Regions from separate parts of the Mus musculus genome. Here region 1 is linked to region 2. The links are chromatin contacts, found by Hi-C or POLR2A ChIA-PET in ENCODE. All regions are on one chromosome and are shown on one strand. The core of a region is the stretch at or near the end of the contact, and the rest is flanking DNA. Distances in the headings are between cores, read along the strand shown. Region 1 holds the start of Zfp61 (zinc finger protein 61). Region 2 holds the start of Zfp111 (zinc finger protein 111).

Evidence for each region. A loop is a pair of places that touch in the nucleus more often than their neighbours do. ChIA-PET counts read pairs that join two places held with the same protein, here RNA polymerase II (POLR2A).
Region 1: a map of left cerebral cortex shows a loop between it and region 2 (10-fold over the local background). The contact joins the promoter of Zfp61 here to the promoter of Zfp111 in region 2. A Hi-C loop is called at or near these places in 1 of 37 maps with a recorded cell type or tissue (left cerebral cortex). POLR2A ChIA-PET finds 5 or more read pairs at or near these places in 4 of 5 experiments (Patski and embryonic stem cell).

Annotation. Positions count from the first base shown.
Region 1 is chr7:24,296,527-24,302,267 of GRCm38, forward strand. Zfp61 (zinc finger protein 61) reads right to left here and starts at 3,023. Exons shown (of 7, transcript NM_009561.2): 1 at 2,667-3,023; 2 at 1,748-1,849; 3 at 1,047-1,212. It overlaps Zfp94 (zinc finger protein 94), which reads right to left. Exons shown (of 6, transcript NM_001199321.1): 6 at 5,178-5,741.
Region 2 is chr7:24,204,359-24,210,702 of GRCm38, forward strand. It overlaps Zfp111 (zinc finger protein 111), which reads right to left and starts at 3,791. Exons shown (of 4, transcript NM_019940.2): 1 at 3,671-3,791; 2 at 2,700-2,757. The coding sequence starts at 2,714.

The DNA.
Region 1 (5,741 bases), core at 1,773-4,272, 91 kb after region 2:
GTGAGTACAGGGTACCCCACACCATTTTATCTGTGCCAGGCAGCATGGTGACCCTTCTGAGCCTGAATTTTGAGATGAGACCCTTCCCTGAACTGTTTACATGTGACCTGTGTGGGAGTCACCTGGGATGCAGACTGCAGGGGTGTACGTGCAGGAGTTCTCAGTTAGATGGGCAGGGTTTGGGGTGTACGTGCAGGAGTTCTCAGTTAGATGGGCAGGGTTTGGGGTGTACGTGCAGGAGTTCTCAGTTAGATGGGCAGGGTTTGGGGTGTACGTGCAGGAGTTCTCAGTTAGATGGGCAGGGTTTGAGCCTGGGTACTGTCCCAGGAGAGGAAATTCTCTCTGCTGGTTCACGGTGAGTTTCTAAACTGCTGCATGGGACAGCCCAGTCCAAGGAACACAGCTGCCATTTAAAAGAAACTTACCCAAGAAAACCTGACAGAACCAAACTAAAAGAGCCATTGTTCCAGTTGCATACTAAAGTTGTAACAGTTCTGTTTTTTTTTTTTTAACATGATCTGTAATTTTAGACATCTCCATGTCTATAATGTTAAAAAAAAAAAAAAGTTATTTGGAAATACCAGAATTGGTGAAAACAGGGCTGGTGAGATGGCTCAATGGGTAAGAGCACTGACTGCTCTTCCGAAGGTCCTCAGTTCAAATCCCAGCAACCACATGGTGGCTCACAACCACCCATAATGAGATCTGACACCCTCTTCTGGTGAGTCTGAAGACAACTACAGTGTACTTGCATATAATAATAAATAAATCTTTGGGGGAAAAAAAGTTAAAAAAAAAAAAAGAATTGGTGAAAACAACTTTTTTTAAAAACCTAATACCAGGGACTGGGGAGATGGCTTAGTTGGTAAAGAGCTTGCTGGGCAAAGCACAAAGACCTGCGTTTCATCCCAAGGGCACATTTTACTTGAAAAGTCAGGGGTTGGGGAGGAGGGGGCTGCATGCCAGTGGCACACACAGATCTATAAAGCCAGTTCTGCGAAGGCAGATAATGGCATCTCTCCTGCTTCTTGGTCAGCTGGCCTCACCTAATTAGGCAATCTCGAAGTCCACGAGGGAGGATTTGGTGGATAAAAGCTTTTACCACCAAGCCCGAGTTTGGTCCTCAGGATACACAGGATGGTAGATGGGCAGCATCTCCCCAGCGTGGTCTTCTAATCGCCACACCCACACCGCAACTCACGTTTTCCACCCCTACATAAATATTAAACAGAAAAACAGTGGATGGTTCCTGGGAACCCGAGGTTGACATCCGGCGTCCATACATGTACACACACACACATGTACACACACACGTACACACACACAGGTCTCAATAAATGTACAAAGCCCGCTCTCAAGATCCCTGCAAGCCAGTGCTAACCTATATTCATGATACTGGCTGGCTTCCTCTGGGAGCTTGGACCAGTAAAATGTGGGTTTGAACAGCCTATTGTCAGAGGCTAGCCTGGGATATGGCCCCCACCCTTGGGTTCTTGGAAAGAAAACTCTTTTACCCTCTCATGCAGTGCCAAGGCTTAGAAACCCCCGCTTGTGGGTTTTTTTTTTTTCCTTTATCCATCCCTTCACCTAGTGCTGGGGGTCACTCTCCTTCCTGTCCCATCGGGAAGGTCTGTGGCCCAAGTTCAAAGTAGGACAAGGATGTTCGTGTGCTTGCTTCCGAGTTGTGGTGCCTGGTGGTCTCTTCGGGGTTTCTGCCATCTGGGCACAACACTCTGTATAGACTCACCTCTAATAAAAGTTAATCCCAGGTGTACGACCCACACATCCTCCAGCGTCAGCCAATCTTAGTCACTTATGGCTTCCAGCACTGCTTTTTGGGAAGTCAGGGCTGCAGGGAAACCAAAAATTGTAAAATTATAAAATTCCCTACATTACATCTCACAGTTCCTGCCCCAGTACCTGCTGCAAGCAGCCAGCTCCTTCCTCTAAAGGTCATAGATGGGTCACAACTGTGACGGCCAAGAACTGGATGAAGTATTACTATGGTCTCTCCATGAGACCTGCATGCCAGGCAGTTTTGAGTGTTTCACCATCCTTTTTTTTTTTTTTTTCTCTCCAAGTATGCTACTAGGAAGGTCTAATGTCTGTCTTTTGCAGAACACCCAAGATATGCACAGAGAGATCTGCTAGTGCGGCAGGGGCAGAAGCAGAGCCGACTAGGGGGTGGAGAAGGTGGGCGCCGCGGGAGCAGGGAGGGAGCTGCAGAAGGGGAGCGGTGGCCGCAGGCGGAGAGGGGGGCTGCAGGAGGGAGGTGGCTGCAGGAGTGAGGGGGACTACAGGAAGGGAGAGGGGGCTTCAGAGAGGAAAAGAGGGCTGCAGGGAGGGAGGGGGGTAACGAGGGGAGAGGGAAACTGCAGAAGGGGAGGGCTGCTGCAGGCGGGAGGGCTGCTGCGGGCCGGAAGAGGGGGTCTGAGGGCAGGGAGAGTGGGTTGCAAGAAAGGGCTGCAGGACCAGAGAAGGAGATTGAAGGCAGGAGAGGGCTGCGGGCAGGAGGGGAGGGGAGCTGCGGAATGGGAGAGAGAGGGCTGCAGGCAGGGAGAGGGGGCTGCGGGGACGGGGCGGGGCGGGGGCACTGCAGAAGCCGCTCGCGCCGAGGGCCTGCAGGCACCAGGACGCTCCCTCCGGAGCTCGCCGCTGCTCCTTACCTTTCAAACCTCGCTCCTTCCTTTTCACCCGAGACGCAATTGCTGTCGATCTCAGAAGCATCTAGCGGGTCATTCTGGAGGTTCCTGGCTAAAATAACTCAAATCCAGGGGGACAGATGGCTACAGGCTAGCCTGAAGCCGACGAGTTCCCAGAATTCCGCGTGGAGAAACCGTGCGTGACGCTCGGCTCCCTCAGTGGTAACGGAAGTGAGGATGCAGAGGCGCGGGTGGCCGGTCCCGAAGCTAGGGGAGGAGCACCATCCTCCCGTATTGGATTTCCCTGTTGTTTTTCATTTCCCATACTCCCTAAGAAAGTCTTGGACAGCAACGTCTTTACATTGGAGGATGTCTGCCTTAGGACGTATAGGCTTTGGCGCTGGAGAGATGACGTGGTGCGGAGAGCGCTACTAACTGCGGAGCTCAAAACCGTAGTTGCTCCAGCTCCGGAGGACCCGTCGCTCTCTCGTGGCGTCCTCGAGCACTGCATGTACAAGGTACACAGACAAAACATGCAGAGAAAACATCCATAAATAAATAAATAAATAAATAAATAAGTGAGTGAATAAATAAACTTTCCAAAATACTAAAATAAATAAATAAATAAAATAAATCATTTATTGGTGTGTTCATGCATGCGTGGGGAGCGTGCGTGCATGTTATGTGAGACCCCCGAAACTGGGGAGACCTCCGCTCAAGTCCCGGGATGAGCTGGCACCCCAATAAAACCACACCTGATGCAAAACCACAAGAGGCTTTATTGTCAGCTAGCTGAGGACCGCGCAGGGCAGGGGAGTTCGGCCCCCAGAGGTAACAGTAGGGGGGGGGTCTTTTAAAGGAAAAGTGAGGAATTGGGAGGAGTTGGGAGGAGAGTTGGCAACAGTTCTTCTCTGGCGAGGTGGGGGAGTGAGCTATAGCTCCTCTCCTGTGTCTATCTCCGTGTCCTTGGCACAGGGAGCCAAGCAAGGGCCTGGCTAGGTCTTCCTACAATTATCGCATCTCTGGTTGTAAGGCACAGAAAAAAAAAAAAAAAAAAAAAAAAAAAGCTTTTTGCTGGCTATAGAGAACAAAGAGCTTCTTTCTGGCTGTATCCCCAGAGATCGGGGAAAACGGGCTTGGGGGAACGCTCGGGGTCTCACAGTTACAGCGCAAATGAGGAAGTCATAGGACAGCGTACAGGAGTAAATCTCCTTGCAGTCACTATGTGGGTGCAGGGGACCCAACTCAGGTTGTCAGGCTGGGCAACAGGAGTGTTTACCTGCTGAGCCACCTTGCCAGCCCTTGAAAACTCATAAACCCCAGCACAAGAGCCAACTTTTTAAAAGGAGTGAAGATTCAAACATGGTTCAGCAATTTCAATAGAAATAAGAGTAGCAAACATGGACATGTTTATCTTTAGAATTTTTTTTAAAGAAATGGATATAGGCAAATTACCTTGTGGGGGGAAAATGATAACATGTGAGAACTGAACTATCGCATGTTGATGGCAAGAATACAAAGCGGACAGCTGTGTATTTTTTAAAGTTGCTCTTAGAAAAGTTAAATATATTACCATTGATCAACGTAGTAGTAATTCTAGATGTAAATGGCTGGCTGTTTCACAGCATAACCCATTCTCTTAACTCCCTCCTTCCAGTTTCCAGCCCAGGCCCCTTCAAACATTTCTCCCGGCCACTCCTCCCTCAGTTTTCCAACAGCGTAAACAGTCCTTCTCCGGCTTTCCCCATTCTAACCGCTCCAAGCTATAACATCGGCTCTGCCTGTCTACTCAGCTCAGCTTCTCCTGGCTCAGCTGTCTCAGAGTTCCTTCTGTCCCTACTGCCTTCTCCTCTACCCCGCCCCTTCGCTTCTACTAGCTCCGCCCCGGCCCCGCCCCCGGCCCCTTCTCCGCCAAAACTGGCTTTGTTCTCCTTGGTCTCCTGAAGTTTCTCAGTCCCTGCTTCTTTACAAGAAATGATGGAAGCTGTTGCCTATACAGTGAGAGCTTGCCTTTATTTCATTAGCTTGTTTCTCATCATTTTCTTTTCAATCAACTGAGCTCCGTGTTTATTTCACTGACTTTAGACTCAAGTTGGAGATAGTTACTGTGGCCCATAGCTGACTCAGAAACCACTTTTGGCATAAAAATAGATTGATTATTTTAAATATGCAATTCCTTTTTCTTGCTTTCTAATTCTTTTGGAATTTTTTTAAAGATTTACTTATTTTATGTATGTGAGTACACTGTCGCTGTAGCTGTCTTCAGACACACCAGAAGAGGGCACCGGATCCCATTACAGGTGGTTATGAGCCACCGTGTGGTTGCTGGGAATTGAACTCAGGACCTCTGGAAGAGCAGCCAGTGCTCTTAACCACTGAGCCATCTATCTCTCCAGCCCTCTTTTGGAAATTTTTCTGAGACCATATATGAATTAAATGTTGTTTCCTCCTTTAGCCTCTTCAGGAAACTCCATGCTTTGCATCCACTGCAGCTGGCAGACTGAATAAAAATTTTTCAAGTGACTGTCTTTCTCAAGGCTGGCTTAACAGTTTACTGAAGGCATATGATGTCTTAGGCACTGCTTGTGAATATAGGTACGCAATGTAGATATACAATTCAAACATGTACTATTAATTGGGAAGAAATGTATTTTAAACAATTTCAGTAAGTGGTAATTTATTAACCACAAAACCTAACTTGCACAGTAGTGCCGTGGAACACTTTCTGTAAAGGGGAGTAATGAGGATGGTCAAAATCCCACTGAGACACACAACAGAGTCTGCAGCTGAACTAGAAGACCGAGAACAGGAAAGCTCCGTGAGCAACGCTTCCGGAAGAACAGAAAGCATGTGTACTGTAGAAAGCCATGCAATTTGTCATAGACAACAACGCCGACCCTGAGCAGAGAGGCTGGGCCCTGTGTGTGGTGATGGTGTGTTCTGAGGAAGGCTGCAGTGAAGTCACACAGTTGCATCATGGGTAAGAGCTGCCAGAAGCTCCTAGAACCTGTTGAATTCTGAGGTTTTGGTCCCTGGATATGCAGAAAGCTTGTAGTGTTCCTAAATATCTTGTGACTGTCACTTACGGTAATGAAGCCC
Region 2 (6,344 bases), core at 2,541-5,040:
GTAAAGTCTATGCAAATATTCCCAAATCAAAAAATTCCCCAACTTATGGAATGCTTGTGTGTTCAGAAATATCTGGTGGATGGCACTCAAGTCTGAATCAATCATTAAGTCCTGAGGCCTGTCCATCTAACACGCTGTACTGGCTGGTTTTGTGTCAACTTCGTGCAAGCTAGTGTTATCTAAAAGGAGGACCCCTCAATTATGAAAATACCTCCGATACTGAGTGACGGTGGTGCACCTCTTTAATCTGAGCACTTGGGAAGAAGAGGCAGACTGCTCTCTGTGGATCTGAAGCCAGGCTAGGCTACAGAGAACAGCCAGGACTAGATAGAGAAACCCTGTCTCAAAAAACCAACCAAAAAAGAAAATGCCTCCATAGGCTCTAGATGTAAGTATTTTCTTAGTGATTGATGGGGGAGGCCTCAACCCATTGTGGGTGGGGCCATTCCTGGGCTGGCAATCCTGGGTTGTATAAGAAAGCAGGCTGAGCAAGCCATAGGGAACAAGCCAGTAAGCGGCTCTCCTCCATGGCCCCTGCATCAGCTCCTGCCTCCAGGTTTCTGCTCCGTTTGAATTCCTGTCCAGACTTCCTTCAATGATGAACAGCAATAGAGAAGTGTAAGGTAAATAAACCCTTTCCTTCCCAACTTGCTTTTTGGTCAAGGTGTTTTGTTGCATCAATAGAGAAACGAAGGCAGACTGTGGCTGGGCCATGGCTTTAATCCCAGCATTCAGCAGACAGAGGCTGGAGGATTTCCAAGTTCCAGGCCAGCCTGGTTTACAGAGTGAGTTCTAGGGCAGCTTAGGCTACACAAACTATCTTGAGGGGGATCAGGGGAGAGAAAAAAGAAACCCTAAGTAAGATGCCAGCCTTCCGAAACCTTCTGGAAGAGCCATGCAGCTCATTCCGTGCTCTCAGGAACACATCCCTGCCAACAGTAGTTGCATTTGGGGACAAGTTTGTGAGCACTGGCTCTGTAAAGCTTGAGGACCTTGGTTCACACTTTAAGGCTCCAGCCTGATTTGCTTGTGCAACTACCATCTGCATAACAGTCCCTCCATATCAACGTGCCTGAAGGGATTGAATGAGACCACAGAAAGGACCTAGAACACAGTGTGATATGCATTAAGCAGCCAATATGTCCCCAACAATACTATCATTATTGTCTGTATTAAGCCAATCATGGCCACACAGTGTTCCATAAAGGCTACACTGTGTGTGTGTGTGTGTGTGTGTGTGTGTGTGTGTGTGTGTGAGAGAGAGAGAGAGAGAGAGAGAGAGAGAGAGAGAGAGAGAGAGAGAGCGTGAGCGCACACGCGAGCATGTGTGTAATTTCACCATACATATACTTACAATAAATGCAAAACAATCTCATTAAGGAAAGTTCAGAAAACTGCCATTTTTAATCAGTTACCAAAGTACCCCCAAATTTTTAAGTGCCCAGTTTAGGCCAGAATACAGAGAATCAGGGATACCTGGTGACTACAAATTACGTGTGAAAATCACCACTGTTGCTAGCAAAACAAGCGTCTAGTCCCTGGAGCTGAGGGTACTGTGTAGCTGGGGAGCTTGGCTGAACTCCATGTAAAATACCCGTGCATTTGTATTCATGCTGCAGTTTCCTGAATCATGGCTCCTGGGTGCTCAGCGGTGTCTAATATATGCGCTGAGTTTCAGGGCTGCTGGTGTGTCTCCATCATAGCACACAGCTCATTCGATCCCAGCTTGTCTGTACACGTGTCTGTGTGTTTGTCCTTTCTTCATCACCATGGCAGCCGTACACTCTCCCTGGTTGCTCAGGAAATGAATCCTCAGGACACCCCGTGCAGGAAGTGAGGGCGAGCAGAAGTCTGTGCGTGTGTGCCCACATGTCTGCACGCATGCACGTATATTTATGCACAGCATGTAGAGGTTGGAGGACAATCTCTGGTGCTCTTCCTCAGGTACTATCCACCTTTTTTGTTGCTGTTGTTTTAGAGTCAGGGTCTTTCTGTGGCTTAGAACTTGCCAAAAAAAAGGTAGGATGGCTGCCAATGAGCACCAGGACCTGTCTCCACAGAGTCCCAGAAACAGGAGACTCTGTTTCAGCAAGGTGGAAGAAGAAAGCCCAACTTCCAAAAGATGACCTTAGCATGGTTACAATTCCTTTATTTCATCATCATCATGATGCAAAATTTTAAAGTGAAAAAATTCATAAATCACATGAATAGGGAAGACTTGTATTTATTTGCAGAATAAAATTAGGCAAACTTTGGAAAATGATGTCACCTTTAAAATATAAGTGAACTTAACAGTTTTTTAAATGTATGTGTGTCTGTGTGTATATATGTGTGCAGGTCCCTGGGAAGTTAGGAAAGGGCACTGGACACCCTGGAGTTGGAGTTACAGGCAGTTGTAAACTATCAGATGTGGCTGCTGGGAACCAAACTGCCCTTAACTACTGAGCCATCTCTCCAACCCACTTTCTCTAGTTCAACTTATTTTACTTATCCTTGTACACTTTCTCGTGTGCAGTGCACTTTGAGCACATGTCCCACCGTCCTCTTATCCCTCCTCCTTCCAGACCTTCCTTCTCAGCAACTTCCCCTCTTCCTTCATGCAGTTCAGAGAGGCTCTGTGTAGAGCACTTGCCCAGCATGCAGGGGTCCTGTTTCCAATCCCTAGCACTGCGGGGAATGGGGGAAGCAACCCGACTTACCTGTAACTTGGTCATTGTTCTCTTCTCTTTGAGACAAGGCAGGGCTCTGGGAAGCAAGCTGGGGAAGAGGGGCTTCGTGAGAACACTGCTAGGACAGTTGGTCCACATGGCTTCCTCAGCTTCTCCATCAGCCCCAAGGGCTGTGCGCGCTGACCAGGCTTTTCTGCCTACTTCCTACTAAGCCTCCGGGTTACCAGACTCACTCACCACATTCTCTATTTCTGGAAGCTCAGGGGTGCTGGGCACTCTTACCTTCACAAGGCTGCTGTGGTGATGGGTTTTCCAAAAAAACCAAATGTTTAAGATGCATGCTGTGTCTTGACTGACCACCACTCTCAGAAGGGTCTGTCAATTGTGACAGCTATCTTACATGTTACTGTTTGCATACATGGGAGTGAAATTATCCCTCTGTCTTGCTGTAAAAGGCTTAATTACTAGTAATCATTGCTCATTTGCAAGAGCCTCCACAAAGTCTCTTTTCCCACGTGCATAAAGATAACGACCTATAAAAACCTAAAGCTCAGCAGATAAAGGCCACTGTCGCTGAAACTGATCCCCTGAGTCTCTGGACCCCACACAGTGGAAGAAGTGACTGAACTTCCAAAAGTTGCTTTCTGATCTTGTCAGTATACAAGCTGTGGCACGCCTACCTCTCAAAGTAAGTAAGTCATATTATATCGCATCGCATCGCATCGCATCGCATCGCATCGCATCGCATCACCACATCACAACCAGAGTTGCATACTACTTAAGGCTTTAGGGCACTGCTATCTGCCATCACCGTTCCTCTGATAGACTCCAGTGGAAAGCTAGACTCTCCCTGGGGCTCCACAAGCAGCTGAGATGGGTCCAATAATCCTGAGCAGCGCCACTTCAGGAAGGGCCCAAGAAAGAGGAGTGCCCCCCCCCCACCCCATCCCTCCGCCTCTCACTTCTCCCCAGCAGCGGACTCGGTCCCCGAGGAGGCATACCAGGAGCAAGGGCGTACAGGGCCACAGAAAAGCTTCAGGATCTCACTTCACCAGAAGTACCACCAGGCCGCCTTGGTTTGCGGAAGTGGAAGCGACTTTGGCAGCCTCTGGAGCGGGAATTACCATTCCCAGAATGCCTCAGTGGAAGCACCTAGCTCTGGTGCTCTTTTGGGACTACATTTCCCAGAATGCTAAAGTTTGGTTAACCGCCTAGCTGTTTTAACAGCTGTTAGGTAGTTAGGTCCTTGGATATAGCTTTTTTGGAAACTTGTTCTCCTGAGTTGCTTTTCGGGATTTGGGAGTTTTTGGTTTTTGTTTTTGTTTGTTTGTTATTCATTTGTAAAATGGCATGAAAGACAATTGTAGTAAGTTGTTGGTGGTGGTCGCTTTTTTTCTCCCCTCACCCCCACCCCAGGTAGAGATTCTCTGTGTAGCCCTGGCTGTCCTGGAACTGCCTCTGTAATCCAGGGTGGCATCGAATTCATAAACCTCCCTGCCTCTGCCTCCCAAGTACTGGTATTAAGGGCATGGGACACCAAGTCCTGCTGTGGATACTTTTTAAAACATTGAAGCCCCACTGTTGTGATTATAATAAGATATAGAGGTAAAAAAAAATGTGTTCTATGGGGTGTGGTGAGGTGTGGGGGAGGGGGTCCCTCAGCGAGCCCAAGCCAAGGCATCCCTTTCCTCAGAGGGACCAGTGACATGACGATATAGCATAGAATAGAGTTTATTTAGGGCATGGGGAGGGGAGTTAAGAGAGTAGTAGAGGCAGAGAAAGGCAGAGAGAAGGAGAGAGTAGAGAAGTAGAGGCTGGCCATGATCACGCGGAGAGAGCAGAGGGAAGGAAATGGGGAGGGAGGGGGGGCAAGAGGGCAAGAGGCAAGAGAGAGAGGCAAGAGTAGGAGAGTAAGAGCGAGTAAGAGAGGGATGAGGGGGCAAGCAGCCCCTTTTCTAGCGGGCCAGGCCTACCTGGCTGTTGCCAGGTAACTGTGGGGGTGGAGTTCAGACAGAATACCAACATCCATATTATACTGCATTATAAAAGCTAGAACTTCAGTTGTGAAGCTATAGGCGCTTGACTGAGCAGCAAAGTCCGAATCCCTTCACAGAATCCCGTGAGATGTGAGGGGACACCCGCCTAGAATCTTCTAGAGAGGGGCTGGGAAAATGACCTGGTAGTAGAATACAGACTATTTTTGTCACTGTTAAGTTGCTGTGAAGAAGCACCATGACCAAGATATAGAGAGGCAACTCTTAAGATAGAGAGCTTTTATTTGGGGGCTTGTTTAGTGCATTATCATCACAGTAGGAAGCATGACACCAGGCTATGAAGAACCATTCAAATATTTGAACTTTGGGCAGAGGCTACTCTTATCCAAACCACCACACCCCACTCCCTAGTCCCCATAGGGTTATAGGTACAACATAATGCCTATGGCCAGCAAAACTGCTTGGCAGATAAAGGCATTTGCCCAACCAAGTTCAAGGACCTGAGTTCAGTCCTTGAAATACACATAGTGGAAAGAGGGAACTGACCCCTGTAAATTTCCTTTGACCTCCACCAAAGTTGCTGTAGCACACTGATGCACACACACACACACACAATTAGTTAATTAGTTAGTAAATTAATAAAAATAAACTACTACAAATTATAAGAAGATTATTATTTTGTCTCCGTTTCACTGAAAATCCACTTCAGAGCCCACCGTGCTGCAGTAACTATGCTAATAAGCCTCTTGCCCAAAGGACTGCTCAACTCAGTGTCACACTCTCATTCCCACTTCCTCCCTAAAACTTAACAAAAACATGTCCATTCACCATGGGTGGTTGCAGGAGCCCTGAGTCTCGGAATCTGCTGTAAACTGTAGCTCAGGTTATTGGTGTATATATAGAACTGTGTGCCACAGAGAGAAGAGTATAAACTCTATTTAATCTACTGGTACACACCCATTCAATTCTTTTAAAAACCAGATTCATTTTTACGTGTGTGTGTGTGTGTGTGTGTGTGTGTGTGTGTGTGTGTGAGTGAGAGAGAGGGAGAGGGAGAGGGAGAGGGAGAGGGAGAGGGAGAGGGAGAGAGAGAGAGAGAGAGCGCGCACAAAAGGGTGTCAGGTCCTGTGGGGCTGGAATTACAGGCTGGTTGTCAACTTGACACTAACAGGGAAGAGGAAGCCTCAACTACAAAGATGCCTCCATGAGACTGGTCTGTAGGCAATTTTGAGGCATTTTCTTTATTAATGGCTGGTGTAGGAGAGCCCCACTCGCTGTGAATGCTGCTATCCCTGAGCAAGTGCTCCGAGGTTGTATAAAATAGCAAGCTTAGTAGCCAGGCCTGGTGGCTTTGATCTCATCTCTCAGGAGGTGGAGGCAGGAGGATCTCAATACATTTGAATCCAGCCTGGTCCACATAGTGAGTTCCAGGACAGCCAGGGCTACATAGTGAGATCCCACATGAAAAGACAAAAAAACAAACACCTACCAAGCCATGGACAGCAAGCCTGTTGGCAGTGTTCCTCTGTGGTTCCAGCTCCAATGCCTCCTCTGGCTTCCCTCAGTGACTGATTGCGATTGGCAGGTATAATCCAAACAAACCCTTTTTCCTCCAAATTGATTTTGCTCAGTGTTTTATCACAGTAACAGGAGCCCATCTAGAACAGGGAGTTTTCTCCTA